Regions from separate parts of the Mus musculus genome. Here all the other regions are linked to region 2. The links are chromatin loops, found by intact Hi-C in ENCODE. Cell type or tissue: left cerebral cortex. All regions are shown on one strand. Region 1 holds the start of Tcf21 (transcription factor 21). Region 2 holds the start of Eya4 (EYA transcriptional coactivator and phosphatase 4). Region 3 overlaps Gm51761 (a long non-coding RNA gene). Region 4 holds the start of E030030I06Rik (RIKEN cDNA E030030I06 gene).

What was found. A loop is a pair of places that touch in the nucleus more often than their neighbours do. Peaks named below come from ENCODE experiments on the same cell type or tissue, not always from the same donor. Only the 100,000 strongest peaks of a DNase experiment are listed, where the experiment ranks them.
Region 1: it touches region 2 in a loop (6-fold over the local background); 2 of 42 quality-filtered maps call a loop at or near these places.
Region 3: it touches region 2 in a loop (3-fold over the local background); 3 of 42 quality-filtered maps call a loop at or near these places.
Region 4: it touches region 2 in a loop (8-fold over the local background); 4 of 42 quality-filtered maps call a loop at or near these places.

What each region holds. Positions count from the first base shown.
Region 1 is chr10:22,813,895-22,821,894 of GRCm38, reverse strand. It overlaps Tcf21 (transcription factor 21), which reads left to right and starts at 1,752. Exons shown (of 2, transcript NM_011545.2): 1 at 1,752-2,441; 2 at 4,069-4,632. The coding sequence starts at 1,992. The coding sequence ends at 4,158. It overlaps Gm10824 (a long non-coding RNA gene), which reads right to left. Exons shown (of 5, transcript XR_380181.3): 2 at 7,779-7,847; 3 at 6,773-6,933; 4 at 5,521-6,163; 5 at 1-136. In left cerebral cortex, no CTCF peak of the experiment used is centred here; no DNase peak of the experiment used is centred here.
Region 2 is chr10:23,343,941-23,351,940 of GRCm38, reverse strand. Eya4 (EYA transcriptional coactivator and phosphatase 4) reads left to right here and starts at 2,051. Exons shown (of 19, transcript NM_001347372.1): 1 at 2,051-2,179. In left cerebral cortex, no CTCF peak of the experiment used is centred here; DNase peaks (open chromatin) are centred at 2,200, 2,924, 3,241, 3,744 and 3 more places; H3K4me3 peaks cover 2,406 bases.
Region 3 is chr10:22,840,602-22,848,601 of GRCm38, reverse strand. Gm51761 (a long non-coding RNA gene) reads right to left here. Exons shown (of 2, transcript XR_003948853.1): 2 at 1-165. Among named protein-coding and RNA genes, the nearest start is that of Gm46217, 8.4 kb to the left of the region's middle. In left cerebral cortex, no CTCF peak of the experiment used is centred here; no DNase peak of the experiment used is centred here.
Region 4 is chr10:22,145,650-22,153,649 of GRCm38, reverse strand. E030030I06Rik (RIKEN cDNA E030030I06 gene) reads left to right here and starts at 4,380. Exons shown (of 2, transcript NM_001254745.1): 1 at 4,380-5,161. The coding sequence starts at 4,638. It also overlaps the pseudogene Gm4895. In left cerebral cortex, a CTCF peak has its summit at 5,108; DNase peaks (open chromatin) are centred at 2,871, 2,960, 4,238, 4,786 and 2 more places; H3K4me3 peaks cover 1,595 bases; H3K27ac peaks cover 177 bases.

The DNA of each region.
Region 1 (8,000 bases), 530 kb after region 2:
CGTTGCATGCAGACAAAGGCAACTTCAACTTGATATTTCTGTCATCCCTGCTGTGGGAAGAGTCCTTTCCTGGTTTATAACATCAATCACTCTTGCAATAAATCTTGGGAGTGGATGCAGTCATTTAAATCTCCACCTGCACAAACAACAGAAAATAGGAGCCCATAAATCTCCACGCTGGTGATTAGCAAATTTTGGGTCCTCAAGAAAGATATTATGGGGGCGGGGAGAGGGTTCACTAATTCATTAATAGAGACTGATTTGCTGACAATCTGTTTAGTTTGCAGCATAGGGGGAAAGCAAACAGATCTCTGCTAACAAAACAAAATCTTAGAGGTTAGTGAATTCCCAGCTGAGCCTGGATTAGAGACCCATATCTAAGTGTAACAGAGTGGCTTGGACTCAGAGTCAGCCATGGAGAGAGTTACTCTTAGCTCCTGCCCCCAATCCTCAGTGCCTAATTGTAAGGTTACGAAATCTGACAGTGGTTTTTTTTTTTTTTTTTTTTTTTTCCTGAGGGGAAAAAACAAAAACCATTTCATCTCCCTTCATTCAGTCCCTGGGTTCCTGTTCCCTTTGCTTTTCTTCTTACCTCCCAGATGACTATCATTCCCTGAGAAAGACAGTCCCAGCTGGAATGAAGGATGGGAAAGGTTCTTTCTCCAAAGCCATGAGTCCTGTTTTGTGTTTTATTAGGCCAGCTCTCTATGAGGAACCCTAGTAGCCCAGAGGATGGGAGAAGAGAAAGCAAGCACAAGAAGAAAATATACAGTCTTTACAAAAGGTGTCAGGCAAAGAGAGGCTGCCAGGAGCCACAGAGTCTTCTTTAAGACAGGAGAGAAGTGAGTTGCATCTCACTGGAAAGATTCTCAGCTCGCAAAATATGTTCCACAAATCCATATAACCTCTCTCATCGCCTGCCCATTCCCAGTCAACTGCATGTATGGTGTGTGTGTGTGTGTGTGTGTGTGTGTGTGTGTGTGTGTTTGTGTGTACATGTGTGTTCAGTAGTCAAGTGTGTTCCTATGCACTAGCAATTCCCTGATACCTTCAAAGAGACTGGATGGTAATGGATTTTCTTTTTCTTATTTTCCCTCCCTCCCTCCTTCCTTCTCACCCTCTCTCCCTTCCTTCTCTCCAGTAATTTCTTTCTACCACTTCCTTCCCCTATTTACCTCAGGTAAATTTTAAACAGTAAAATGCATCTGGAAAAAAAAATCGTCCCAGCGATCAGCATTTTCCTTTCAAACATTTGGTTTGGTAAAATACGCCTCTTCTCGTCCGGACAAATAGGACCTATGACTTCTGTGTTAGCCAGTGCACGGTAATGCAGTCTTGGTAAAGCCCTGTGGTCTTAGCCGGTATTAACTAAGGGCTGCAGGGTTTTGATTGTTATTTCTTGGGAGGAAGAGTGACTGTGAGATGTTTTAGGGGGAAAGGCCACTTAGAGCAAAGGGTCTGGCCCTTTCTCTGAGTTCTCAGAGCAATCAGTTGGGATTCCCTCAAAGGAAAGGGGCCTTAGGAGATGAGTCTCGGCAATGGTTCTAAGTTACTCCTTGACTTGAGAGGAAGAAGGAATCCGGTACAGGCATGTTGCAATCGGTTGCTGGAAACCAGGTCTGAGCGTGAAGTCTCCTGTGCTTGTGAAAGGGGTCTGGGAAGTCTGTTGGGCCTAGCAGGCCCCTCCCCTGGGCTGCATGGATCCGCCTCTCTATTCCCCAGATAAATTCTTAGTGTCCACCAAATTCCTCGGCGCTCTTTCACTCTCCGTTAAGGCCAGGACTCCAGTGGTGGGGAGATAGAGCACTGGTTTCCCTGTCGCGGGATCCCTTGTGATCGTTTTCCACGACTCTGTAAAGGGAAAGCTGGGGGACGGGACTGCCAGATCCCACCTCAAACCCAACACACGAAGTGGCAGCTCCAAACTTTTGAGACCCTTTCGTTTCCGTTTCAGCGTCTCTCTCTCCCTCCCTCCCTCCACCTCTCTAAACATGTCCACTGGCTCCCTCAGCGATGTAGAAGACCTTCAAGAGGTGGAGATGCTGGACTGTGACTCCCTGAAAGTGGACTCCAACAAGGAGTTTGGAACTTCCAACGAGAGCACCGAGGAGGGCTCCAACTGCGAGAACGGGTCTCCACAGAAGGGTCGCGGTGGCCTAGGCAAGAGGAGGAAGGCGCCCACTAAGAAAAGCCCGCTCAGCGGGGTCAGCCAGGAGGGCAAGCAGGTCCAGCGCAACGCGGCCAATGCTCGTGAGCGGGCCCGCATGCGGGTGCTGAGCAAGGCCTTCTCCAGGCTCAAGACCACCCTGCCCTGGGTGCCCCCGGACACCAAGCTCTCCAAGCTGGACACTCTCAGGCTGGCGTCCAGCTACATCGCTCACTTAAGGCAGATCCTGGCCAACGACAAGTACGAGAACGGTTACATTCACCCAGTCAACCTGGTGAGTCCTCCCGCGCCTCTGGCTGGGCCTGGGGACGCGGGCGAGAGCGTGACTCGTTAAATCGCCGCCCTAGCATCTCTGGGAACCTCCGCGCGGGCTCCACGCAGCGCCCTGGCTCTCTGCACCAAGCGCCCCGAGCCCGCGAGTGATTTGTGCTAGGGTTTGACGTGGCACCCCATTAAGGGATTTCCGAGGGTATTCAGTTGGCAAAGACCAGGGATCCCCGCGCAGGGTGCCATTTCCTCTGTCGTGAAACTGAGCAGACGCTGGGCACCCAGAAGACCTATCTTACTTTGTCTCTTTTGGCTAAGAGCAAACTTGAGTTCCCCCTCCGATTCTTATAAGCACCTAAGTCAGTTCTTTCCGCTGGTATATTTAGGGCTATTAAATGCAGACATATTTATGTTCTTCCACCTCCATAACTGTCTATGCAAATCCCCCCCCCCCCCAGCTACTTAAATATTCTGTGTTTGGCTAAGTAGATTACCATTTTAAATCCCAGAAATTCCAGCCACTGTCAACGCAATCAGTAAATCCGCTCAGGTCCTAGTACTGGACAAAATAACAGCCATGGGTTCTACTACCAGTCACAATGAATGAGCCTAATTTTTGAAAAGCAAGTGCTGGTTCCTGAATCGACTTTCTCAGAGGTATTTTACTGTTTAAGGTGGTTTTTAACTCCCTCTTTCGTTTGATTTCATTTTAAAACGTGCAGGCTCCAAAGAATACCACCACCTTACGAGGACTTTTGTTTACATATGATAAGGATTAGATATCCCTCTGGCCAGCACTTACAAAGAGGCTTGAATTGTATTCTCACTCAGCTTGTCTCAGGAATTGGGGGAGGGGATACTAAAACACTTTTCGCCAGGAAAAATATTTTCCTTCCAAATAACAAGGTTTGGTTGTTGTTGTTGTTGTTGTTGTTGTTGTTGTTGTGATGGGTAGTGTTTTTTTTTTTACAATCTAAAACTAGAATGAGATTATCAATTAGAACATTTATAATTGCTGCTACCTTCATCTTTAAATATTAAAAAAAAAAAAACTTGAATGTACTTTTTTTATAACAGTCCAGAAAAAGGAAGAAGAAAGAAAGGGAAGAGACAGTTTTGCTTCCTCGCTAGTAGGAGGATCTCAAATAAAATGTGCCTGTGTCTTTTATAAGTGCACACCCCCTTCGGGGGTTACTACTAACTTAAAATTGTGGCCATAGCTAGGATTGCACTGGGAGATCAATGGAAGTCAATAAAGGCCAGGATGCTAGACCAGAGCCTCCACAGATCTGCAGTTGAGTAGTTGGGGCCAGGGTCCTCCCACCCGCCCTGCTAGAACTCCTGGAACATCTGCCTCAGAGCTGAGTCTGGGCTTGTTTCGGGGTTCCAGTTAGAACCCAGGAGACCTGTTTTGCCCTTGTTCCACCTCCCACCTCCACCACCCACCCCCACCTCCACCTCCACCTCCACACCACCACCACCACCACCACCTCCTGGGGTTGTTTGCATTACCCTGCCTGGCATTAATACACCTAGGAAGCGACAGACCCGTGGCCTCTCTGGTCCTAGCCTGCCTGCGCACTGCGCCGCCTCCCCATGTCTACTCACCCTCTCCACCCTTTTCTCTCTTGCAGACGTGGCCCTTTATGGTGGCCGGCAAACCAGAGAATGACCTGAAGGAAGTGGTGACCGCCAACCGCTTGTGTGGAACTACAGCATCCTGACCTTGGAGGTGCGAGTCTGGGAACCGTGAGCTCTGGGGGCAGTGGGCCGGCAAGGGTGACGACCCCTGCCCTTCCCTCCCTGCCTCTGCTGGTGCCTTGCATCGCTCCTCTCCCTATCCCACCCCGCAAGAACACTTAACTGCGACGAGGAGATTCGTTTCCAAACCAAAGGAGACCAACTGTACTTACCGATTCTCATCTATTTAACTTGATTAACTTCTGCCATGAATGACTGCAAGCCTGGCTGGTCCAAGTGCAATATGTAATTATATATATATATTATATATAAATAGATAAGAAGAGCCTATCAATGTGTATCTTTTGTACAATATGTTGTAAAATGTAGATCATAGAATAGCTGACTTTGACAGTCACATTTATAAAATAAGTCACTCGAAGAAATATATTTTTTTCAAACAGGTTTTGCTACTTCCGAAAATAAATCTTTCTTTATATTGAAAAAAAAAAAAAAAAGCCTGGACATTGGTGTGATTTCTTTTTTAAAATTTTGTGAAGAACATTGGAATCCATGGGGACATTTCATGATTAAAAGGTAGTTTTTTTTAACATTTAGCCCAAGATCCTAGAAAAAAGATTAACTCTGATTCCAACTAGGAAAAGACAAGTCATGTTTCCTACTGAAAACTTGTTTTGTTCATCCCAGTTATTTTAAGCCCACTAAAGATATTATAACTGTAAATAGAGAATGAACAGGATTACAGTTATCCAGTCACACAGACCCGAGGACAACGAAGAAAAAGAAAATTTGACTCTCCACTGTTTTACAGTGTGCTTGTTCTGAGGATCCTGATAGTAAACTATGAGAGTTTTATAACTTTCCGTGTGTTTTCTGTGATTTTAAAAACAGACCCAAACGCTGCTTGCAATCCAGTGAAGAAGAGATTGAAGCTCTCATGTGAATTTCAAATGCAGCAAGATATTTTGCTTGTTACTGACTGGCAATTAATTAATTAATTGCAACAGTAACCGTTCTTGCCTGCTTTTCGGTGCGGTTACCCCTTTCGTTAAGCTCCCGCCAAGATTTCCCGCGGGCTGGGTAGTAACTTAAACATCTTCCAGACTGCGGAACAGCACATAGGGGAAGATTAAGTTGAGATAAACAGAGAGGCTAGGCAGAGGAGCCTGGGACCCTGCTGCCTCTGCCCCAGCGCAGCCCGCCGCGGCGATGTGCCAGATGCCACCGCGGCTGTTTAATGTTCGGGGTTATGACCGCAGTGTTTACAAGACGCCCTCGGTTATTTATACTGTTATCCCTCTTAGAGGCCTTGAAACTTCCGCTTCGCTTTTAGACACCCCTTACCCCCTCCCCCCCCCCCATTACTTCTTAGCTGCTTTTGGTACCTGGTTAGGATAAGTTCTACTCAGGACTCCAGCCCACGTAAGGACCACGCGGGGCGGAGCCTTCGTGAGATCTTCCGGGAAACACCTATTCCAGGGGTTTGTCACAGCTGAGAAGCCACCGAGCCCCAGGTGCAAACTCCGCTGTCCAGTGACTCTTCATCTGTGTCGTTTGCACACTTTCACTGGATGATATTTCAAGGCGTCTGGCGACGCCTCAGACCTATCCCAACTTGACTTTCAAGAGTTCAGTTCAAACTCTAGGTGGTGACACCTGCTCATACGCTCACCTGCCTTCCCTTCCACCTAAGAGATGGGGCCCTCGCCAGACGGACCCAGGGATTCTGGCAGAGGAAGGAAGGTTAGTGTTACCACCAGAAGTCAGGCTGCGGTTAGCCCAGGAAAATTCCCAAGTTTCTAGTCACGTTTTTACCAGCCAAGTAAATTCTTGACGTTTTGCGCACTCTGCGCGGGTGGCCCCATAGAAGCTTTTTCTCCATAAACAGGAGACATACACGATTTTAAAGTCTTTGTTCATCCTAGTTATAATCTGAAGCCTCGGCTTGAGGAGAAAGGTCATGAGAAACCAAAGTCCTGGCTCCACACGGGGCTGTTTTCTCAGAGGGCCAGATCCAGCTTTCTCATCCTTACAAGAAAAAAATAATGATAACATTAGTAAGAGTTGGGTTTGTGTTTCCCCCAGTTGCTGTCCAAGCTTTAATCCCGCTCAATGAAATTATAATATGTGTGACCTCTTTGTGAAAGACCAGATCCAGCAAATAAATATCCAGTACTTGAATGAGTTGGCAGGTGACTACACCCAAACAGAGGGTGTGTTTTTAGCAGCGGTGGTGATGGTCCTTTGTATGGTCTAAAATGTGTTTCTTCTAAGCAGATAGATTTCCACCTCCCTCTGGTGTTCTCTGAATTTGCATAAAGCTGTTTACTGAAATTACTCCTACAAAATGAAACTTTTTTCAGAAAACCGTTCTCTGAACTTGCATAAAGCTGTTTAGTGAAATTACTCCTACAAAATGAAACTTTCTTCAGAAATAAGCGCGCGCTCTCTCTCTCCTTCCCTCCCTCCTCATCTCTCTCTCTCTCTCTCTCTCTCTCTCTCTCTCTCTCTCTCTCTCTCTCTCCTTCTCTCCCAACATCCCTCATCCCTTACTCCCTCTCTCCATCCCTTGTCCTTCCTCTCCCACAGAGCATCACTGGCCACTAACCCCCTCCACCAGACCCTGCCCACACTCACCGTGTTCCCATGTTCCCCTTCTTCCCTGCTCCTCTTGTTCTCACTTCTTCCCCAAAGTTTGCAACTCCCTGGCTGCCTGGTACCCAGCCTAGGTTCCAGTGCCAAAATTTAAGATGCGGTTGCAAAGGAGTAGAGACTATCTTTGTCCCAAGCCAGTAGAGCTGGGAGGGGAGAGGGGAGAGAATGAGGAGTGTCATGTGACCTTTAAGCTATAAAAAGTATCCTAGAGAAAGCACTTTCAAAAAGGACCAGGCAAATGACCAAATTACTATAGCCACCTAGGAGAAAAATGAGGTGTTTCCAAAAGTCTGAGTTCTCAGACACAGACTCATAATGTGGCAGCAAATGACACCTCTCCCCCTCCCTCCCTCCCTCCTTCTCTATCTCCCTTCTCCCCCCGCCCCCCCCCCATTGCTTGTAGGACTTAAAATTTTTACAAGCAATTCAGTGTGCTTTTAGCAGGTGTGCCCACTCTCAAATCAAAGACTTACTCCAAAAAGTAATAATAAACAGAGCTCGGGTATTTACTGGTTATATATATAATCTCCAGTCCTTAAGAGAACACCACCCAGGGCGACTGTTAAACCAACGCTGTTTTTGTGAGTCCCTATCCTCCTCCGGAGAGACTGAATCTGGAGGTCTGGGGTCACAGGTTTCTATGTGATGTTTCTGCTGCTGGTCTGGGGACAGTTTGAGAACCATGATTTGAAATGCATAATTAAGGAAACAAAAAGAGTTAAAGGTTAAGGCAGAGGAAAAGAGAGTGTGCCTGTGTGTGTGTGTGTGTGTGTGTGTGTGTGTGTGTGTGTGTGTGTGCGCGTGCGCGTGCGCGTGCGCGTGCGCGTGCGTGTGTGTGTGTGTGTGTGTGTGTGTGAGAGAGAGAGAGAGAGAGAGAGAGAGAGAGAGAGAGAGAGAGAGAGAGAGAGAGTATGCTTCCAGTTCAATGCTCTAGTTTGCTGCTCACTCTAGGGTAAATGCACACAACTGTCAGCCTTGAGTTGCTCACCCTTAGAAAACATGAGTTCGGTTCTGTACTAAGGATATGGCCCGACCAGGTGCGCTCTCATCTTGTTCCCTAGAAGATAAATTCCAGTTATTAATCAATCAATGAATCAAAAGGCTGTGTAGATTAGAGACCAAGGTATTGCTGGATCCCTTAGACTCCTAAGAAGGAAAGAACTCTGGGCACCGTAGGCTCACACCTCGTACAACTTAATCCCAGATCTGC
Region 2 (8,000 bases):
GAGGCTAAAAATATAGATTGGGATGTATACAGACTCATTCGAATCTCAGCTTTGTCACGTGGACAAAAACATCCAACCAACCGACAATACAGCACTTTGAACTATGAACTGGAGACAACAAAATAATTGAGGTTTTCTTGTTGCTGATGTCCCTTGAGTGTATACTAACCGGTGCTCCTCTCCATCGCAGGAATGCACTCTGGGTAATGCTCCCAAGGCTGCAAAGCACCACCAGAAACCCTTCCACTCAGAGAGCCAGAAAGGGGGAAGTTAGGCCTGGCCTGGCTCAAGCTCCCTGAAACTGATCTGTGGGAGAAACAGCCAATAAGCAAGCAGAGGGAAGACACTACCTTTATCAGCTTAAATTTAAAGCCCCAGCATCTTTTCCATTTCCTCTTAATCATTGTAGACAATGCCCCGCTCATTAAAAACAAATATTCAGCATGGATTTTCCTTTTAAACTAGAGTTCAGGGCTCCTGTTAGTAACATAAAACCAAGCTCAAGTGAAGGATGAAATTTGTTTCTGAAAAAAGTCCAGAATATCATTTAGTTGATAAAAATATTAAAACTAGATTTTCTTCGAAGTGGAGTGGTTTTTTTTTTTTTTTCATCCCTATGGCCATATCTAAGGCAGCGTTGTTGCTAGAGATGACTTGATTTTCTTTGGGAAAAATTATTTTGATTTCTTTGGGCCTTGGTTATCTTTTATACAGCTTTAATAACTATTAGGAAATTAATTAAACAAACACGCGTGAACCACAAGTGAGCAGTACAGCAACTGACAATAAATTCAAAATGAGTTGATACACATTATCAAAGTATCAGGACAGATGTTACTGATGGAGACAATGGGCTTTAGGGAAAGGTGGGGTTATATGGGAGTAATATTTGGGGATTGTCTTTGCTTTGGTCCAAGAGTGTGATATTTATATTTGTCTGTGAAATATGAAATCCAATGTAGGTACAAAAGACATCAACAGAAGGCATAGGCTCAAAATGCCATTTCAGCAGTGTGCCCTGAGCAGTTCTGACTGGCCTTTGGAAGTCACTGCAGTCTGACCTTTGGGCGCCTGGGAGGGGCGCCTATAGCTGCGCCCGGCCTGGAAGGGGCCCAGGCACTTCCCAGTGCTGCCCGTCTGCACGCTGCTAACTCCTTCATCGCTTCCATCTCCAGGAAAAAGCTCTTTCCTAAATCCAGAGCAAGCTTTGGGCTGGTGTCAGTTGGCGTTTAACTTTGTTGCAAGTGGACTAGAGTCCCTTCTGCCTCCTCTCTTGGGGTAAGTGGCAAGGAGTCCGACTGAGGGCCTGTAGCTCGCACAGGGTAGTTAGGGGACCGCCGCCCAGAAGCAGGTGGGGGACCGAGGAGCCCGGTGGCGGGCTGGTCCCTTCAGTCTAAAGGCCTCGGTGGCCAGCGCCAGGCGGGGTGGGGGCGGGGTGAGGCGGCGCAGAGGGCGCGGAGATTACCGCGGCGCCACCAGAGACGCGCAGAGCCGGGGAGCCCCGGAGGTCCCCCCACGCGAGACCTCAAAAAAGAAAAAAAAAGCCGATGATAACAGGCAGTTTCCAGAGATCGAATAAAAAGAGAGGGCTTCTGCGCCCGCCAAGATCTCCTGCTCTTCCGGCGGCCTGCCGGGAGGCCCCCAGCGGCCACCCTAGCCCCAGGACGCAGGCGGCGACGTCCCCCCCCAACCCCCCCACATCCCGCCTCCTGCCTCTAGGCTCCAGCTCCGCGCGCTAGGGAGAGGCTGCCCGCGGCGCGGCGCACGCTCCGGCGGCTCCCGGCTTGCGCGCAAACCTTTCCCGGTCGGCGCCCTAGAGAGGGGACTGAGCGGCGGGGACCTGCGGAGGGACGCCCGGCCACCCGGCGCGCGCGCGCTTTCTCTTTTCTTCTGCTCGCTAACGCCGCTCGGCTGCTCGGACTTTGGTTCGGCTCCTTTCGTCCTCCCCCCCCCCCCCTCGCAGCCGGCTCCCCCACCCCGCCCTGTTTCTCCCCCACTTGTGTAAGCTATTTGTTGGGGGTGGCCGAAAGGGATGTCCTGTTTTTACCAGAGACACAGCGCGAAGGGAAAACTTAGACACTGGAAGGAAAGCGAGTAAATACGTAGATCGGACCCGCAGATCACTGGCTGGGACAGACAATTGAACTTCGGGAGTCCAAGGCGGTCCGGGCCGCCAGAGGTGAGTGTCCTCTCTTCATCCGACCCGGTTTTTGAAGTCCAATGGAGGGGGGAGGTGTGTCCAGATTTGGATGATTCCCCCAAACTGTCCCCTAGAAAGTGCTAGCTAGACACTTTGTAGTGCGTGAATGGGGATCTGGGGATGGAGGTCGCGCGCAGGGAGAGTGTGTGAGCCTCGGAGTTCTCCCCGATGATCCAACAGCAGTGTCCCATGGCCAGGGTCCCTAGGACCTCAGTGGTACGCTCGCCCAGGAAGACCCTCAACGACCTGGTCCCCAGTAACCCCTCTTGTCTAGCGCCACAGGACCTGAGTGAGTCTCGCGTCGTCCCCGGGTGCGGATCCTACCTGCCTGCACCCTGTTCCCTGTCGCCCGGGAAGCTTACACCAGACTCTTCCCACTCCCACCCGGTGACATTTAATACTTTGTGATGACCTGCTACGTGGAGTAAGGGTGCTGCCTCACTCAGTGTCCCTTGGAGAGCCGTGGGCGCCTGGGTTTGCGTGAGGCCGGGAGCGCGTGTACCCAGAGGCCAAGCCCTGGTCTCCAGGTACCGGTCGCAGTCTAAACAGGGGGGGGGGGTCACTTTAATGGTTTTTACGTGGCGTGGACGAATGTCTCTTGCAGTGTGCCAGGGTCTGTGAAATTAGAGGCGCCTTGTCAGAGGAGTCGCGTTCATTGGCTCCAGGAGCGGATGCTGAGGAGCAATTCTAACTTCTCCAAAGCCAAGGACCAGGCTGGGGCGAGCAGGTTTCTCTCAGAGCTCACTGGATCTGGGGTGGCCTTGGCACTCTAAACGCTTGTAGAGCTTGGTCATCTGTGACTGGGAGACAGACTGTGTGAGCCCGTTTCGTTTTGCAAGCCACAGCAACCCCAAACTTTTCATTTTATTTTTCTATTAGCACTAAATTCTTTTCCTTTTTTCTTTGTATTCGAGATTCGCAATCTCTCTGAAAGAAACAAGGAGGTTTTGACTGAGCCTGGTGGCAGAGCGGTGGCAAAACTAAGGGAGTGCAGTTTGATTTTTGCCACCGTCCCCTTGTTTGGGATGTTAGCGCCTCAGCTCACATCTTTCAAGTTCCTGGGAGACTAACGGGGTTTGCGGTTTGGGTGGGATCGGCGTGGCCTTCTCCTTTTCTCCCGGACAACGCAGGGACCATTCAGGGAGCCTCCTGAACTCGAGGGCCCCCGTGGAAGGCGCGCATCCCCGCGCGGGGACAACCTAGGTGGCGGCTCACCAAGCGCGTGGCGTGTGTTTTGGTTTCTGCGCAGCTACACGTGGGGCACCTCCGTGTGCGTGTGTGTTGTGTACTTGATCTGTGAGAAGGTAACTGGAGTCTCGTGTTCAAACCCAGTGGGCCCTTGGCCATTAATTTGCTTTCCTGGCTGTCATTACAGACACTTCCAAAATCTGATACCTAAAGAGATCCAACAGGTTGGGTTTCACATTAAGAGCCCACACTTAACAGTTTTCTTTCTCCCTCACCCCCTTTGGCTCCGCACTCTGGGATCAACGTAATTGTTGGAGCGAAATACATCTTCTTGAATATGGTATTTTGTTGCTCTTCTCTTAGCGCCGCCTTTTTGCACCTATGAGCGTTTGTCAGTTTCAGCGAGGCTCCTGGGGGACTTAGGTGGGAGTCTTTAGGAGTGTTTAGCAACCCGGACTCCCATCAACAACTTCTGAAGTTTCATTTACCCGTGGGTGACTGACAGCGCTGAAAGTGGACTGTGGCTTTTTTGTTTGCTGAGTGCTTCTCTTTTAATTTAATTTAATTTTTTAAGTTTTAAGGACAAAACTTGTATTTGATACAATTTCCCAATAAAGTTTGATATTTAAGTAGAAACGGTACCTACTTTTTATTTTACTTTAAAAAAAACAACATATATTTTTGTCAGACTTATACCTGAGAAACAAAATTTAGCAGAGGCTGAAGGGAAAGAATTCTAAAACAAAATAATTTGATATGCTTTATGGTGCATTTTAAGACATTTGCATTCAAAGACATTTGTACTTAAAAAAATATATTATCCCAAGAAATTTTTAAAAAGCAATAGCAATGTAAGACAGACTGTTTTGTGTGGAAGGACTGCCAGAGTGAGTTGCAATAATATCCAACATAGATAAAAACTGTAAAAACAATTCCACCTTATTAAAGGCTGTAAGTAATCCAAAGGGAAACATTTTTGTAATGTCCGCACATGAATGTTAAAAACAAACCGACATCAAAATCTTCGCTATTAACATCTGAACTGGCTTGAAATCTCATATTCTAATGAGTGATTCCTTGTCCTTCCTAGTAAGGGTATGTCTGAAAAGAACCTGGTTTTCAAAAGCCTGCTGCTCCCTGACTTCGTGAAATAGACGAACGTGAACACAGCACACTGCCTTCCTGTTTTAAGACCACCTCATCCAAGGGAATTTCACAGTTATAAGTGGAAGGGCTATTCAGTTTTTCCCCTTTTGTTTATGTTTATTTCATTGAATATTACAATTTTCTCATTTCCAAAACAAAACTGTGTATCTGTGTTCATAAGTAGCATAGCGTTGGCTAGCACATTCCAGTAAAAAAACTTCAAAACACTGCAACTTGTGTAAAAAATAAATTTATTTAAGAACAGTTTTGTTCTCATTAAGAAACACAAACATGGACATTTGGGCATTTTCTAGAAACTGGAAGGAAAAAAAGTCTTTGTAGAGAAGTTCATTTTTGAAGATTTGCCGATATCTCTGGGTTAAAAAGAAAGCATATTCTCCATCTCTAAATTTTCTTTTATTTATCTTGTGATTTGTGGTGTAAATAAATTTTACACACCCATAGGAAATACAGTGTCCAGTTTCATGTTTTTCGTCACTGATGCAAGCTCTGTGTGGCTGATGCCATATCTAAAAATACATTTATGTGGCTTTATTAAATGTGATGAACCCAAGTTAAATTGAGTAGAAACTTTGAAAGGGTAAGATGCTAGAAACCCCCATGGCTGTTGATAGAGAAGCTAGCGCCCTGGAAAACATGCACGTTCTAACTTTTAGATAACAAACTTAAGCTTTGTTAGCTTCCATGCAGCGGAAGCTCACAGGTTTCATGCAGAATTCAAGAAGAAAGATAATCCCTTTTGAGATTCAGTAAAGTGCTAAGTAATTTAAGAATGTGAGCATTTATGATGTTTTTACATTATCTCCTGTATTTTTTTCCTATGGGGTAAACTTAAGAATACTCAGTGTTCAGTAAGAACAGGCCCCTGTTACAGGGGGCTTATTCACCATAGTTCTGTACTGCAGCTGCTGATCATATTTCACGGAGCTGTTAAAGCACTTAAAACCTAAAATTAGGTACTGTCTGGTTGTAAATATTTCAGATCACTCATTTGAGAAACAAACAGAAAAGTCTGTTATCAAAAGTATGGAATTCTGTCATGGAGGAGCTGGGCAAACCTTTACGAAACACCTTGTTATCATCTTAGTGGGAATATAACCCTGACAGTTTCTTTTTCGGATGGACATTATCCTTCCATACTCTCGACTCTTACACTGTGTGTCTCAGTAGACTATCTTAAACTAATTGTATTCAGAAGTACAGTCGGGGGATTTTATTACAACGGTTACCGGGTGAAAGAAATCAACACCACCCAGAATGGGGTGGCAGTGCTGAGTACCTGCTCCTCTCATGGAATTTTCCTGGTGAACTTAGAAAGGACATGCTCTCTCAGGCATTTGTCCTCCTCCGGATGGGTTAGGTGCAAGGATGTCTTTAAGTGTTACCATGTTTAATGCTACATTTCACAGCTTGGTGTGTCTGAGTGAGACGAACTGAATATTCATTAAATTGTGCATGGAGCCAAGCCTGGCGTCACTTAGCCTGAACTTGAGTGGGAGAAAATAAACAAGAGCCCCATATTCAAAAGTGTCACAAGCCACTTTGCTGGCTTTAAGAGGTCTGAAGATTTTGTAAACACTACTGTCACTTAATAGTGCTGTGGCACACACAGTACATCAGCGTGTGCTCTAGTCACTTTCCTCTGCACTTCCTGGGGACTTTTCTTGCTCTCCCCATGTGTTTGCTGTAAAAGGATGCAATTTTTTTTTGAATGTACCACTATCCTTAGAGATGAAGCCGATAACAAACAAACAAAAACAAAACAAAACACAGCAAAAACAGAACCCTTTTGGGTCGCCAAGCCTACATTTATAGGGACATTTAAGACAGTTTCAAAGAGTCACTTCTAAGTCTCCGGGAACCTTTTCTGTCATTGAAAGGTGCTAATTGATCTTAGCTCTGACCTAATAGTCTAGTTTGATATTTGAGACTTATCAGTATTGGTTTAGCCCTTTTCTCATCCTTTCATGGTCGATAAAGAAAGAGACCCTGTGAAAATATCAGAAATGCTTTCCTATGTCAAGCATTTTAATAAAGTGTTCATAATTTAAAACAGTTTACATGCAGTAAGCTATTTTATTTTAATAATCTTTTGGACCATGGAAGGAAGAACCAGCTTCTCCTATTAGTAACTCAGGACATTACCTAATAAATAGTTGTTAAGTTGTAAGACAATGTCTACAATCACATTTGAGTACTTTCAAACCAAAATCTTAACATGCCAATATAAAATCATGAAAATTTATATATGAGATTATACTTTCTTAAGTATCTTTGTATCTTAAAGTATGCTTTTAAATAAAGGAAGTCTTCTCAGTATGGTTGCCAGGTAACTCTTTCTTCAAGTCAACATCCTATGGGCTCAACATGACCTTTTTGACAGGCTAGCTAACAGCAATTTAGGATCTAGTTCCTGCAAAGCACTGCTGTGCAAAGTTTATGGGGTTAGTGAATCTTAATCCTTTCAGTTATGCTGTGAACGAATGCAGCAGAGGCTTTCATTCATCCCATTTTATTGGTGAAAATGTTAAGATCTGGTTTTATGGCAGCAGAGTGGAGCCAAGGTCTTAACTTCTCAGTCCCACCCGTCTCCTCAAGCATCATGGTAGGCTGTTGGTCCCATCAGTTCAGCATGGGAATTCTGCGAGAAGGGTCATGATGGCCTTCATTATTTGTTACCCAAGAGAAGCTAGATGTTAGGAAAAGAAGCTTAATTGTTCAGTGCATCTGCAATTACATAGATAATATTGTTTAAGACAGGCCACAAAGTGCACTGAAGTGAAACAAATTTAAATGCCCATGTATTATATTTTTATTTGGGGGGGTGTGTGGGTGTGTGTGAGCGCGTGCATGTCTAGGTCAGAAAACAACTTGTGGGAAACAGTCATCTCTCCACCAGGCAGGTTCCAGTATGGAACGTGCATCTTCAGCCTTGATAGTAAGCCTTTACTCACTGAATAATTTCACCAGGCCCTGAAGCACCTACGTAAGGAAACAGAAGTAACAGTCAGCAAGCGCGTTGTCCAAATGAGGAAGTTGCTAATAAACACTGACCCTGTGAGAACACTTTGTGATGATATTCTGCAGGCAGAAAGAGTTCTTGACCATCTTCGTGGAATATTGAATTTATGACTAAAATTTTCTTTTACCTTTCAGGCTTCAGCCTTTAGTTTGATGTTGCCAGTTTTGTTTGTTTGTTTTGGTTTGTTGTTGTTTCAAGCTTGACAAGCTGACTAAGAATCAATCTACACCCTTATGTTAAGCCAACTCACAAGGAACAAACTGCCTAACACTGTAAGCAATGGGCTTCCCGAGGAAGCCTTCAGTTATAAGTGGCCTGGTCTTATTTCAGGAATACTTCAAATTTATGTGGTTGTTATGCTTTTCATGTATAAGTTTTCTTTCTAGGTGAACATTTTTTTCCTATGACTACCTGTTTTAAATC
Region 3 (8,000 bases), 500 kb after region 2:
CATTCTGCAGTGAAGCACCCTGTGTTGAGAATGTTCAAGCATACTGGCAAATGGATCCCAGGTGCTTCGTTGTAATATGAGTACAACACCCTCATGAGTTGTGGAGTCATGCTTGGAGCCAAGCTTTCCAAAGCTCAGAGACTTGCTTGTATCTCTTCTGATGTCCTGAAAAGGGAAAGACAGTTAGAAACTTTGACAGTAAGATGTCAACTTATTATAGTCCCTTTATAGCCTAGGAGCTATACTTCCATGTTGGAAATTCTGTCTTCATTGCACTGACCTCGCCCAATTTTAAAAGAGACTTCAAGATAAGAGAGATAGCTTGCATCTAGGTTTAGGAATAGACACAAGAGAGGAAACAGGAAAGCCCTAAAGTCTTGTTGAGTCAGGAGGCATTAATGCTAATCCCAAGTAGCTTGGGACGACTATGTTTTCTTTGAACTGAAACCCAACCCTGGTCTTGAGCTTCTGAGATTTCAAAAGTGTAGATGTCTTTTGGAGGGTTGGGATTTGAACTGATACTTCAGTGGCTGAACAGACAGAATCTGTCTCCTTAAAATTCCTACTTGGGAATAGAATGAAATTGATTTCCCATGAAACAGCACAGAGATGGTGATGTTTGCAGTGTAGCTGCTGATGCTGGGATGGGGGTGGGGGAGCAGTCTGAGTACTCATTATTATCTTACCACCAGCTCAGTGATTCAGATTGTGTAATGTAACTTTTAATTCAGTGAAAATTAAGTTCTTTGTCGGGAGCGTTGGATGGTAGTGTGCTAAAGATTGTGTTCCATGAAGTTTGAGTGCCTGAAAGGTCTTGGGTATTCTAAAAGGTTGATCTATATAAAAAAGTAGAAGCTGTATGAATTCTCAATCAGAAAGGTCTCTGAGTTTTATAGGTTTGATCTTTGGTTTTAACATAAAAACAAGTTTAACCTCCCTTGATACCTTGGTTCAACTTTGAGCAGAATTGTGTGTATGTTTAATAAGAATAATACAAATTCTTACCTCTATCATAAAACTGGCACAAACTCATCAACAACATCAACTCTTTGTTGAAGGCAATCAATATATACTGGTCAGATCCGCATATGATTCATTTCTACAGAGAACACATTCACAGCTAATATAAACCATGCTATCTCCTGGGAGTTACTTGGGAAACAATAGACATTCAAAAATTTGTGCTACTCTAGATTATCCTAAGTTTTCTGCCTATCCCACAGAAATCAGATAATGAGCAACAGTGAAAGCCAAAACACTAAAGAAACTCTCCCTCACCAGATGGAGCAGAACAAAGTCTACAGTGAAAAAATAAAAGTCCTTGTTGTGTGGGAACACAAGAATCACAATAGCAAGCTTCCAAGAATTTGAAGGTGAGAGAGTCAAAGATAGCGGGATATCCCTATTGCACTGGATCTGACATTACAAGCAAAGGATCTGACGATAAATTCTGTGGTAGAGAACTTGTCTGGCACCCAGGATGCACAAAGCCCTGGGTTTGATCCTCTGCACTGAAAAATAATAAATAATAGATAATAGATAAATCTTGATCTGAAAGTACACAAGCAAATACTGTCTAATGTTTGACTGTAGCTTTCTTTGGGTTGCTTGATTAATTCACCTTTATTCAACCAAAACATATTTTCTACTTTTCAAGTATTTTTTTACAAGACCCTTTAGAAATAAATTCTGTTCATATTCCAGGAAAAACAGTTCATAACATGAAGCTCATAACAGGAAGCTCAACCAATAAAACTATTTCTTTCATGGCAGAAAACAGATGATTTTTTTCTTTCACAAGGAAGAAGCAGAGCTCAGTAATATCTACACAGTGAGAACAGAGCCTACAATTGTTGCAACATTGTTCCTAATATTCAATAGATAAAATGTAGCACATCCCTGAGGTGTAAAGCTATTCAATTGTAAATGTGTGTGTATATAGATATGTGTATATATGTGTGTATATATACATATATGTCATGACATATATACACCTAATAAACATAAGTGAAAAAATCCAATCACAAAAGACCACCTATTGGATTATTTCACTTACATGAAATTTCAGACACACATGATAAGGCAGATTAATGTTTGCCCAGGGCAGTGTTGGGGAGGGAGGAAAGAGAGAAACTGTCAATGGAACACAGCTTTCTAGGAGAAAGTGGAATAAAAACATGTAAAATTATGTTGTAGTGGTGACTGTTTAGATCAACAAATATTCTACACAAATCCTTGACTTGTGTAAGTCAGATGTGTAAATTCTATCTTGAGTAAGTTGCACAATTAAGTTGGTTTTGTTGTTGTTCTATTTTGTTTTGTTTTAAGCCAAGAGATTTAACTAATTATTTGAAGTTGAGTTTATTAGGAGGTACAACATTTATTTCATTTTCTATACAACCCAAATGATCAGAAATGTAATATATGTTGGCTTTAAGTAATACTACAGGCTTTAAAATCTTTTCCGTTAAAATTTGAGACACAACGTAGAATTTTTTATTAAGCTAAATGAAGATACTCAAAGTGCTGTTATTACCATTATTGAGAGCATTATTGTTTAGATCTCCATACTTTATCCTGTTCACTTCTTCTTCACTGCTGCTGTTTTTCTTCTCTAAGCCTACTGTTAATTTGTCTTAGCTAAGCCCAAAGGAAGCCTGATTTTCCTGCATGTCAGTTTTAACCTGAAGCTAACCATTCACCTTAGGAGTTATCAAAAGCTGATTTATTTTCAGGATAAGTTATTATTATAAACAACACTATTGTACTCTGTCACCCATCAAAATATTCTGGAGCAAGAAATTCTTCAATTGGTTTAGCTGACCTTACACAGTTTAACTGTCAAATAAATTCTGTAATGGACAGCTTAGCAATCTAATTTGGTAACCCAGAGGAACTCCCTGGCCCTCCCTTGGTTTCCCTAGAAGGTTCAAAAAACAGCAATTACAACATTGACATCCTATCTGGAGCTTGTAAAGTATTTTTCATGCTGTCCCTGGTATTCTTAAGCAGTCTTAGCATTCCTAGGATCAAGAAGATAGTTTTCTAGTGGCTCGTGTGATTACAACCCCTGACGTTGCCATTCAACAAATAAACACAGTGGAAAATACTTGAAGTCACAAATGCTATCCATCACTCTAGCTAGCTCTTAGTCCCCACAAGAGCGCCAACCTCTGAAAGGAGGCAGATCTTCTCCTGGAAGGAAGATCATATTAGCCCAGCCCCCTGTGTATATCCATACTTTATCTTTAAACCCTGCTGAGATGCTATCTTGAACAAAGCAGGCACCGTCTATAAATAGACTCTTAAATATGGAAATTATTTGCTCAGGGGAGATCAGACATTCATAACCATAAAATATTGATGTTGCAAAAGAAATTAAGACATGGAGAATCATTGTTTTGTTCGTTTTGTTTTGCTTTTTCAGTCTTGGCTCTCCGTCAAGGTGGGTTGGTTCTACTTCAACTAGGAACTTAAGAACTCTGCTCAGCAGCTCTCGGGCCTTGAGGCCAAGGAAAAACAGCCCCAGAGTCCTAACTTCTTTTTCAATAAATTACCTAGAACTATCTCACTGGACTTCGATGTCTACAAACACTAACAAAATATATGCTTTCTTTCCTTTTAGTGTTATTGAAGCCCGGAGGATTGTACAACAGTCCGAATCATGTCTAGTGTCTGTAAGGTGTAGAATTGAGAGGGACCAGGGACTAGACAAGAAAACCGAATAAGAAGCTGGACGTGAGGGTGCTTGCGTGGAATCCCAGGACCCAACACCTGTGCTCCAGGAGTATATCACGAATGAAACAGAGCATTGCGGAATGAAACCCTAATAAAACCCTGACAGCGTCAAAGGGGGCTTCCTAATGGGCTGGAACCCCTTCTTTGCTTCTTTGGAAAGAAATAAAATAATGTTATTTCATTAGATAAAAGCCACTTGACACAAATATTTAGATAGAAAGTGAGTCTCTTTGTGTGTCATTTCTCTGAAGCTTATTTCTTTCCAAGTCTTGGCCATTTGCATTTATGTAACAGGATTTTCTTCACAGCCTGCGGCTCACTTTGCATGCGAAATGCAAAAAAGAAAAAACAAAGTAAACAGATTGTAGAATGAGATCACCTGGTAAATCTACATCCGATACTTTATAAGTGTGATTTGGTGTGTGTGTGTGTGTGTGTGTGTGTGTGTGTGTGTGTGTGTGTGTTAGTTGGGTTCTTTGTTTTCCATTTCAATAACAGTTTTAGAAACAAATGTAATATTTCTCTTATTTCAGATGCTTTGAAGTTTACTTAAAATCTTTCCAGAGTCTCACAAAAGTGACCTGCGGATCAGTTCTGACCACAGGTTTATTTCACAGACTCCCCCTCGTTCCCTGCGCTGCTGTGGGGATGGAAGGCACCAAGGGAGAGGGAGTGCAGGAGACGCGCCGAGTGCAAGATAGCAATCATCAACTCTATTAAAAGGGCCCGGATCGTCCAGAGCGCGCTAAGGACCCACAGTAATTCCGGGTGTTGGGGCTCGCTAAGCGACACGTTGATGGGTCAGAAGACGGGGTGGGTGGGGGGAGGAACATGACCCTGGAAATGGGGTGTTGCTTTTACACTCCCTGGGTATCTGTTACAAGTGAATTTCCTCTGGCGCCAGCAGGTATTTTGAGCAAGGAACCAGAGGGAATCCCAGAGGAGCACGGTAGGGTGGGGGAAACCGAGCTGCAAATGTGGGATCAAAGCTTTAAAGATTTCAGAGGAAATCGGAAGCTCCGGGTTGCTTGGCTTTAGGTTGAAGAAGACACTTAATAATTTCTTAGGCTTAGTGCAGAGGGAATGGGAATGATCCAGGAATAACCAAGATTCCCGGGAGAGAGTGGGGCAGACAGCACGGTTCCCACCCTCCAGACAAAGGAGAGGAGCTGCACTGTGAGATTTACCTACATCCTTTGCCCTGGACAACATAGAGGGCACTCCAAGAGGCTGAGCTCCCCTTAGTGTTTGGGACATCTGCCACTGTTCCCAGTTATCCCCGGAGCCCAGCAGTGTGAAAGGAGACTGTTGGGGGCCCCATAAAGTTGGTTGACATTTCCACAGAGCCCTCCCTGGCGGCAGAAAAGGCAGAACGTTTGAAACCAGGCGAAGGACTGAAGAGCACAGCAAAAGTGAATGCTATTTAAGTGAACTAGTCGTCCTAAAGGTCGGGAAAGACCGCTATTGATCCAATGCATGTGAGGCCTTGATAAATTGAGCAACCCAAGAGTTCGGTCCAGGGTGACCCTGGGAGATGCCAGAGCAGAAGGCAGGAGCCACCCACGCACTGCTGATCCCCAAGGGGCATGCCCAGAAGCGACCACACATGCACGGGTCCCTGCAGCCCTGAGGGCAGGGTGCCCCTTCCCTGTTTGAGGGGATTGGCTGTGCTGCCTGCAGGGCCTGGAAGTTAGGGTGGGGATCAGTGTCTTCTCCCTGGATCCTGTCTCTCCAGGTTCCGGTCAGGTCATCAAATCTGATATCCAGCTCTGGTGTCCTACTAGTGACCCGATACCGGAAGGGCCTTCCTGAGTAAAAATCCTTTGGGTTGGCAGCCTCCCGGTGTCCTTTATATATCTTGGGTTCTTAACTGAAGATAACCTCGGTATCATGGAATCGGGATCCACCCCCATCCCCCACTAATTACAGCCTTTGCCTTTAACGGTCCAGTACTTAATCTGAAAAATTCAAGCTACTGCCGACATTTTCTCTATATTTATGAACTTAATTCATTTTCAGATTTTTCGATGTTATATTCACTGCTGCGTTAAAATCTGTTTAAAATACATTTGCTCTATTCACCAGCAAAATGGGTGGATAAAATTCTAAGTTGTAATACAATCAAATGCAAAGGCAGACAATTAATTTTACCAGCATTGTACTGCTTTCAGTACAGTTTTGCCTCAACTTTAAGGCTAATGCAAGTGTGCTGTGAATCTATAATACCCAACTCTAAATAAAAACTGCGTCAAAGGTTGGGAACAACATTCTTTTGTTACTCTCGCTGAGATTAAAACAATATGGTTTATTTCTTCACTTTTGTTCTGGCTAAAGCCCTGAGATTAGGAAAGTGGTCTGAATCAAGCTCCTTTTTATACAGTAAGAGAAATCAAATCCCTTCTGTTAAAATGATGAAGGTTCTGTGTAGCCAGAATGTGAAGGTTTTTAGTCCCTTTGATGGAAACTATTTGAACCTGAAAATTTTGCGTGGCTATCTATCTTGTTAAAAGTCAGGGTGAGATAAAGTGGAACCTGGCTGTGGTTTCTCTTGGAAAGAAAACAATGAACTGACCGGTCATTTATCACAGTCCCAGCTCTCCCCCTCCTCCAGGGTGGCTTAATTTGACATTGTTACATGGAGGTGTTTGCATCGTTGGCTGATGAGATAGAACCAATTTGGTTGGAGAGGGAATGCTAAATTATCCCGCTTTTGTGTAAAGAATGATAATAAACTGTAGGGACTTCTCTAAGTCTGCTACCCTCAGCAGGAGCACTGGAGAAGTTCCCAGGGTCTGTGCAGACCTATCCTGTCTCAGCCAGGTCCCCTATGACAATAGTGGAGAGTTGAGGGACCCATTTCAAAAGTGGCTGAAAGTACTTCAGGCATCATGGAAATTAAAAGAATCAATTCCTTTTTATCCTCATCCTTGTAGTTATTTTAGCCAATAAAAGGAACAACATTGATCTTCTCTACAGATGCCTAAACAACAAAAGAAAAAAATCAATATGCATGTATAATAAAAATCCAGTCTCGATTGTAGGAATTCTATAGTATTCCATGAAGCTGGCAGTGGTGCTCATTTCCTGTCCTCACTGTACTGTGACACTCAGCAGAAGGATTGTCAGGAGTTCAAAGACAGCCCGGGCTAATTGGTGAGCTTCAGGCCATCCTGAGCTACAGGGCAACACTTAAACTCTGTTTGGAGGAATTTGTTTGAGAGGAAGAATTAAGGATCTATGAAACTGCCTTATTTTTAAAAAAAGTTATAGAAACAAAAAAAAAAACCTGAAAATCAATGACTTTCTCAATTATGTCACAGAAGAACATCCTAAGACATCAAGTTTTTTGTCATATTCTTCTCATTTTGTTTTGTGTTTTGGTTTTGTATTTCTTTTATTTGCTTTGGGTTTTGGGGGAGATTTTTTTTGTTTTTGTTTTTGTTTTGTTTTGTTTTGTTTTGTTTTGTTTTGTTTTTTGACAGTGTCTCACTTTATAACCCAGGCTGATCTAGAATTCATTTTGTAGCCCAGGCTGGCTTCAGGCTCGTGGCAGTCCTCCTGCTTCAAACTCCAGAAGATTGTGATTACAGGCATGTGTTGTCATGTCTGGCTTAGTTAACTTTTTTTTAATGAACAAATACATTTTTCATTCATCTAAAATTTCACTTACTCCATAAGTTTGCACCTGCATTTGGATTCATGAAGTCATATAAGTTTAAAAGTGTGTCTGTCTACTTGGGCATCAAGAAACAATTATTTAAATTAATGAGTATTCCTAAGATGCGCTAATAGAGCGCACCATTCTCCTGCATAAGCTTAGTACTTACCCTTTCAAATGTTAAGGCAATATGAGGACTGGGTTCTCAAGCTTGTTAAAGGTCTGCACACATTCTCATGGAGATTGCATTAAGTTTATTAGCTAAGAAGTAGCATCTTCAAAATATTGAGAGTTCAGAGTTGAGGGTGTTTTAAGTGAGACCCATCCCCCACCCCACCCCAGTCTTTTAGATATTTCTCTGTGAAGTAGATACTGCACAGGAGAAATTATACCTCCGCAAAAGCTCTTGAAAACGTAACCGTGCACGTTGCAGACACAGACTGTTCCAGATGAAGCAACAGCCGTGGTTTCTCCTTCAGGGAGACTAACAGGAGTTAAGTGAGAAGTTCCTTAAAGTACCTAAGACTCTGCTGGGCAGCACCAGCTACTCCACAGTGCTCCAGCTACTCCACAGTGCTCCAGCTACTCCACAGTGCTCCAGCTA
Region 4 (8,000 bases), 1.2 Mb after region 2:
CAGTGATCTTCAGATCTTAAAAGAAAAAGAAGGCATAGAATATATTTTGCTTAACTTCTCTTTTAAGGATAATTTTCCATTTGATCCTCCGTTTGTTAGAGTGGTGTTACCTGTTCTCTCAGGAGGGTATGTGTTGGGTGGAGGAGCACTGTGTATGGAACTTCTCACAAAACAGGGCTGGAGCAGTGCCTACTCAATAGAATCTGTCATCATGCAGATCAATGCCACCTTAGTGAAAGGCAAAGCCCGGGTGCAGTTTGGAGCAAATAAGAATCAGTATAATCTAGCACGAGCCCAACAGTCCTATAATTCCATTGTACAGATACATGAGAAAAATGGCTGGTACACACCTCCAAAGGAAGATGGCTAACTACATTGACATAAGTCTGGACCAATGTTGCTTTAAAGAAAATCGTTCCAACGTACAGACATAAGCTTTTGAGTGCCCGTATAACAGCAGTACCGAAGATATTAGCTAATAGATCATTTAGTGGATAATCTGTCAACTGACATCCAGTTACAGCCTTTTCATTTTGCTCACTTTAGGTATCTTGGACTGAGCAGTGGGGCCTTTACTGTATTTTTCCTGATAAGTACACACAATAGCCACTCCCTACCAGCTCTTTCTTGAAAAGTGAAATCTTTTAAGCAGGGAAGTGAGCATCCGTTTACTGCAGCTGTGATTTTTACAGTAACCTTTCTATATTGAGCCTGTGGGGTATGAAGATTTGCAAAATCTTGTTTGTTTAGAGCCAATAAAAGTTTAACTGATGGTCAAAAAAATTACTACAATGCATCTGTAGTAAAAAAATGGTTTACAGTTTTCTATAGCATTTTTTATTCCTTTAACCTTGCTTCATATTGCAACAGAATTAATTTTAAAAAGGAAAAAAAACTATGGTGAAATTAGTAACATGGTCTAATATAAAAAAATTCTTACAAGCAATATTTCAAATTTAAACAGAATTTTGTTGATTTTTCTACAGAGTACAGAAATTGCCCCTCCTGTACTTTTTTCTCTCTCTTACTTTAAGATGTTTAAAAGTTTTGAGATCTACAGATATAGATTTGGGGAAACATCGAATTATTTTCAAGACAGCTATTTTCTTTTACTCCTTGTATAAAGACTTGAAGACCTTTCCTCCCCTTCACCAAAATTCTCATTCTCACCTAAAGTAGCTGCATCCATTTTTTCTCAGGTAAAAGAGACATTCTTACCAAAGTTCAACTTTCAAAGTCCCCAGGAAAGCACTTAAATTAAGCACTCTTCTTTGTGTGTGCACGTGTCTGTTATTTTGCAGTCGTTTTTAATACTGAAATTGAATCTTTTTAGCTTTCCAGAAATACCTTGGTGAACCCTCAACTGTTTCTAACCACTTAATAATTGTGACCCCGCCAGCCCCTTCAAATAGATCTTTAACCACAAGTGTGCTTGGCTATTCCAAAACCTCTGTCCAAAAAGGTAAAGATTGGGCTTTGTGAGGCAGAAAGGAAGTGAGAGAAAACAAAACAAATGTAGCTCAGGCTGAAAGTGAAAAGCGCTTGGACAGATTGATATTTTCTTTTCTGCAGGGCATCCTGTCAACCATCTTCCCCCGCACCCCACTCCTCAATAAGGTCCGGTTTTTGCGTGTAGGAAAATGTTATCTACCACCCCACGGAACCCGCATAAGTATTGTTGCTTTATTTTATTTTTATCTGTCCTCATCAGATTGATACCCACGACACCCCCTCACCCTGTCAACACCCCAACTCTGGGGGACCTTAGGTGTTGAAACCCTGCAGCCCCCCGATGCCACATCCCACTGGATCCCTTTCACGCCACTTATTTTCAGTCGTGAGATTCCCCAACTAGAGTGGTTGCAGTGAGAACCAGAAATTTTCATTAAACTCTCCCCCACCCTCTGGGCCCCCAGTTCTGAGCCGACCATTGGGGGAGCACAGCCAGGGCCTGGCCCCGCCTCGCTCGCTTTGGAAGGCTGTAATTTGCCCACTCGCCTCCAGGTCGTTCTCCAGCCCGGAGGCTCGCAGATCCACGCCCCGCGGCACCCGAGCCTCCCTGGCTTCCCCGCGGGCGGCGCCTTCCGCCCTCCGCCGCTGTGCCCATCCCCTGCCCGCAGAGCGCCGCTTGCCCGGGCCGCTGTAGTCAGTTACCTGCTCCGCGGGGCGAACACGCGCGGGGGCAGACAGACACTCCAGCTTCGCAGGAGGCCGGCGCCCCTGCTCCGCAGGTAAGGGGCCACGGACTCGCGTGGGTAGGCTGAGACGCGGGGGTCCTCGGCGAGGATCGGAGTGGGAGAGAGTAACGGGGTGTAGGGGGCTGTGTGGCCCCTTGGAATCCCCTTGGGTTAACATTGAGACTGGGTAGGTTATGGGGGCCAGCTGGGGGGAGCTAGAGGTCTTGAGAGGAACCTCCCACAGCGCGGACACCCCACACCAGGGTCCTATGCCAGCTTGAACAGATTTCGTGCGTAAAATACCCATACGTTCACTTTTTGTCCAGCTTCCTCAAACTGACTCTACTTGGACAGTCACATTTAAAATTGAACGTGCACCGTCTGGGTGGGATTCCGTGCTGGAGAATGTGTTTCCGCGCCCCCACGTTTATTTCCCCTGTGCAAGTTCCCTCTGTAGCCTCCCGAGGGGTGTGGGTATGGGCCCCATCTTCCCAACGAAGGAGTAAAATGTTCGCCCAGGCTTCCTGCTGGCTACCCGTCAGGCGCGTTAAGCAAGGAGTGTAGTGCACACAGCCCACCGGAATTGAAGCCGCACGCGTGCACTCTTGCTTCACGCCCCAAGTTTACTTTCCTTATTTAAAGCCTTGCAGTTCAAATGCACACCCTGGGCAGGAGCAGCACGGGGCTCCGCGGCGCATTCGTCCTGTGGACGTGGGCGTTATCTGTGCGGGCGCATCTGCCTTTGCGCACACGAGCGGGTCGCGGTCCCCAGGCCTCCCCTCGCTGAGCTGGTGGGGACCCTTTGGCAAGGCTTCCGGAGAAGCTCGTGAAGGATTTCATTCAGTGCTAAGACAGAGAGCTGAGACAGAAAGCAGAAGGAGGCGGCTGCAGCCTTTGTAGTCGCGGAGGAGTGCAGAAAGGTTGAAGCACTATGTCAAACTTTTTTGAAATGGGGTCAAGTCACATTTAGCCAGCGTGGTAAAGCAACAACAACAACAACAAAAGTGGAGGAGGAGAGGGGGCTAGGGACCGCCGCTCCGGTCTGGGTGTGCGTGTGCTGCCCCCTCCGGGAGCCTGGGCTGGACAGGGGCGCCAAGGCCATTGCTCCCGCTACCTATGTGGCCCTCGACCCCCGGGAGAGGCCTGGAGGGTCCTTTATGCAGCTTTTTAGGAAAGCTTTCAAAGGAGCCTGGGGTGTCCCTGCCTTGTCCAGGTGGTGCTATGCTCGCACCCAGTGGGGGTCGCGCCATGTGTTCTTTAATTCCAGGCGGAAGAGCGAGCGGGGGAGGAGGGGTGCGGGGCAGGTAAACGCATGGGGACCTTTCCGGATACGCGGCTGTAGTGGAACAAGGTCCAGACCAGACTAAGGCCGCGGTGGGACGGGAAGGCTCACTCGGTCTTCCCTAAACAACAGAACGGGGATGGGACGCCCGACCGCGCCTGGGACCTAGCCTCCAGCCTTTGGAGAACAGAGCGACTGTCTTGGCTACCAACATTCAGCCGCCAAGGATACCGGGCGGGGGTTCTGAAGTCGCGATACAAGGGAGACCTAACCCTTCTCACACCCGGGAGACCTACGTTTACTGCCCCCACCCCCACCGTCGTAAGGGCGGTTGCTTTTGCACGGGTTGAAAACTTAAGGACCAGTCCCGGTTAGCTAGCAAAGTCCCGAAGTTACTTTTCAGGACAGGACAAGCAAAAGTGTGACGGACCTGCCTTTCCCATACCCTTGCGATCTTTGTGTGTGTGTGTGTGTGTGTGTGTGTGTGCACGCGCGCGCGCGGGAAAGGGAGCAGGACACTTCTCCCCTTCCAGGGCCCCTTGCTCTCCCACCTCTAGTAGCCCCAGCCCTCCCCTACCAGATGGTCTGTCCTCCCTGAGTTTCCACAAGGGAGGTCCTCGGCGATTCGGAGGCAGAATTTCGTCTCCCGCTAAGCTTGCCATACCCCAAAGACCGTTTGTGAGAGCGAGTCTCTTTCAAATGTCTCCCTGTAGAAAAACTGAAAGTAGAAAGGAAGCAATCTCCGAGCAGATGTCTGACCACCCCTACTCGCATACTCGCAGCATTGGGTTACAGGGTCCTAGGAGCCCCAACCCCGCTCTGCGACCCCACATGGGTGAACCCCCGGTGCTTTCACGCCAGTTCCGAACTCCCCCAGGTCGCCCCGTACTCCGCGCGACGAGTCAGGGAGGGCAGCTGAGAACAACGATATAGGTATAAATATTGAGCCGTGACACTGATGCGCCCGGCGCCCCCCTCCCCCGCACTCCGGGCACACTCTGGGCTGCTCCGCACGCCCCCTCTTGTCCCGCTGCGTCCCGCTCGGCGCTCATCCCCAAGGGGCCCCAGCAACCTCTTCCTTTCAAAGACAGCACGAGCCGTGCTGGGGAAGAAAAGTAACTTGGTTTTTCTCCGAGAAACCTGGCCGGATTAGGCAGCCAGGGCGAGTAGAGGGGAGAATGAGGGGAGCTGGTGGAACCCGATGGAAGTCTCCCGGGCAGTCTGATCACACTTTCTCCTTGTCCTCCGGTCTCCTCCTCCTAGGTGCAGAGATTGTGGGCAGACTACGTAATCGCTGCGGAGGGGGAAGAGGAGGGATCTCCGGCGGCGGCGGCAGGGCGCGGAGACTCAGCTGGGCGGAGTTTCGCGGCTGCGCCCGGCTTGCGCCCGCGGGCGAGAAGGTCGGTCCGTCTAGCCCGGGGGCCCCCGAGGCGTGTAAGTCAGAGAGTACGCACCCCGGTTCCTCTGTGCCGCACCGACAGCCTGCAGCCAGCAAGGAGAAGGACAGCCTGGGTGGCGCCGATCAGAGTACGAGTGCTTGGCAGAGATCGGCGAAGGCCCCCGACCTGAAGAATGGCGGCCGCTTCCTGATTCCGAAGCGCCAGCGAGTACAGACCAGTGAGGAGGACTTGCGGCTCTCCACCGTCCGTGAGGTGGCGGTGCTGAGGCACCTGGAGACCTTAGAGCAACCCTACGTGGTCAGGTGAGCCTGGAGCCCTGGCTATGGGGTCCGGGAATGTGCTGGGCAAGGGGCGGCTGGTTGCCCAACTAAAGTTAAGAGTTGAGTTTCCTCAGATAAAACCGGTGACCCTGCTAGACAGGCAGAAAAAGAGACCTGCGGTGGCTCCCCTCCCCCTCCCACACCGCTCTGCGTGCCCCAAGGGGTCTGGGGGCTTTGGGTGTCTTTTAGGGACAAAACCAGACAACCCCAAGCCCTCTAGGACTCAGTCTACAGAATCTTCCTGGGCTGGGTGTTAGTTTTGTTTTTTGGTTTTTTTTTTTTTTCTGTTTGTTTGTCTTTTGGTTTTTTGGGGTTTTTTTTTTTTTTTTTGGTTTTTTGTTTGTTTGTTTGTTTGTTGTTGTTTTTCGAGACAGGGTTTCTCTGTGTATCCCTGGCTGTCCTGGAACTTACTCTGTAGACCAGGCTGGCCTAGAATTCAGAAATCCGCCTGCCTCTGCCTACCAAGTGCTGGGATTAAAGGCGTGCGCCACCACGCCCGGCTCCAATATAGTTAGACTTATAAGTACATTTTTACTTTTTTTTACTACATTTTAATTTTAATTACTACATAAATAAGTAAAAAGCCAATGTAAATAAAGGCCCCCATTGTGCCTATGCTTTAGTTGGGTGGCAAGGGTACATGGGGTGCAACAGCAAAAGATAATGAGACGAGGGAGAATGAGTCTTCTAGAAAGTCAGGTTTTACTAAAAGTGGATTACCATCTGTGTGTCTGTCTGTCTGTCTGTCTGTGTCTTGCACTTCAGAGAGGTCTGTGATCCTGAAAGTTGCTTGCTGGCTTTGAGTCACTCACTACCCTAGAGGATCACTACAGCTGTAGCAAAGGATGAATTTCAACATTAGAATTTAGTATCAAATTTCGTTTGTCTGTTACCTGTGGGGTGTCCAGATAAAAGGTAACAGTCATGTATGTAAATACAAAGTAGCATTCTTCCAAACAAACACCCTTGTATAACCAATCATTGAGTGCAGGTCAATACAAGTCCCTCTAACAGAAGAGTTTTGGCTAGCTGGCTCACCCTGTTCTCCTGTTTTATCCTCTTGTGTCTGGTGTGTCTCTAGATGGTTTTTAGTTGATCCCACAGTAGGAATTTGAATTGTGAATTCAGGAGCATCTGCTTATATGCAAAAAGAAGATGCGCTTTCTAAATTTATTTTACCTCGTTTGACACCTGCCTACTTAGAGTTGTGAGGATAAAGCAAGAGCATAGGTGAAAATCCTCTAAATTTAAAGCCACTTCGGGCACTGGATATGTCAGAGTTTATCAGATCCTTGGCCTAGAACAGGTCCCCGGGAAGGCATAATTCTCCGTCTGACATTTTTACAGAACAAATCAGATTCCTGTTTAGACACAGCAAGACTTGTGTAAGTCCAGCTTGGTGAGTTTTATCATATATATATATATATATATGAATATGGAAGAGGGCTTATGTACAGAGGCAGAAGACCTGTGTCATCGAAGCCCACCCCAGCATGGGTGACAGCTCACAAGGCTGATACCCTAGAGCATACTGTACACTTGCAGTCAGCTCACCGGATTGGAGATTGAGCCTTCCAGGAACCTCCGTTGGTTTCAGACTCTACCAAGCAGCTAGGCTGGTTTCTGCGTTTTGTCTGCTCTGAGTCATTTGCTGATGTGACTCTGCTCTCCTGAGAGGGACACTCATCTCTTACTTGCTTATATGGCAAGGAGGAGCCTAGTGAATCTGCTTAGTTTCAGGGACTTCCTGAAACCCTATTCTGAATTGTTTACTTTCCTGCTTAAGGAGCTTCCTGTCAGATGGGATGTTTTAATCTTGGAGGAGACTGTTACACAGCAGGGACCAAGAAGCTACTTGGGCACCCATACCCTGAATTTGTTAGCAAAGAAAATTGATTGACTATGCGATGAGATTAGTGAAATGACCCTGTGTTTAACTAATAGCATCATCCTCACAAGCCGCCACCTCTGTCACCTTTGGTTTTCTTCCTAGTTTTTTCCACTACCCATCCGCCACTCCTGCACCCAACGACATATGTGGCTAAACTAGAAATTCTTACTGTAGAGGTTTGTGTTTTTAGGGACAGTCTTAGGAAATCAAAGATAAGCAACAGTTCTTTCCCTTCCAAGGGAGAATGTCAAAACTGAGCCCCTGAACCTGTAATTTGTTGTCTTTCCTGGGGCAAGTGTTATTCATAAGCCCAGGTTTTTAAAGATTGCTTAAAAGGGCAGATGCTTTTTTAAGTGCCTTCCAGCCATAAGTAATTGATCATAATTACAGTCCCTACCCACGTGTAGTTAAGCCTCTAAGCTTGAAGGAGCACAATAAACATATTAGTTTTTTCAAAGTTTTAAGACTTAATTTAGATGGATTTACCAGAAAGAGAGACTTGTTTTTGTTGGTGTGAACCTCCGCCCCCCCCCCCCCCCAAGTTTGCAAAGCACCACTGACTTCACATTCTTTCTTACCTGGTGCGTCCCAGGCTTGATGAGCCAATAATGTCCTGCACACAGACTTGCTCTGGTTTATAGTTCGTAATCTTGAATTCTGGAGCCTTTGTCAGAATAAGACTGTACGGCCAGAGTGTTCCCCTTCCACAGGTGAGTTCTGTCATCACCTGAACCAAGACACAGAGATGGAGTAAAACTTGTTTTATCAGCAGTTTGTGCACCAAGTATATATTGAGGGCCTACCATGTGCTTGACAGCTTCTAGAAAAAAGACACAGGGCAGGGAAGTGAATGAGTCAGAGGGAATTCCTAAGCTTCTGAACTGTCTCTTGTTTGTTTTTGTTTTTTGTTTTGTTTTGTTTTGTTTTATT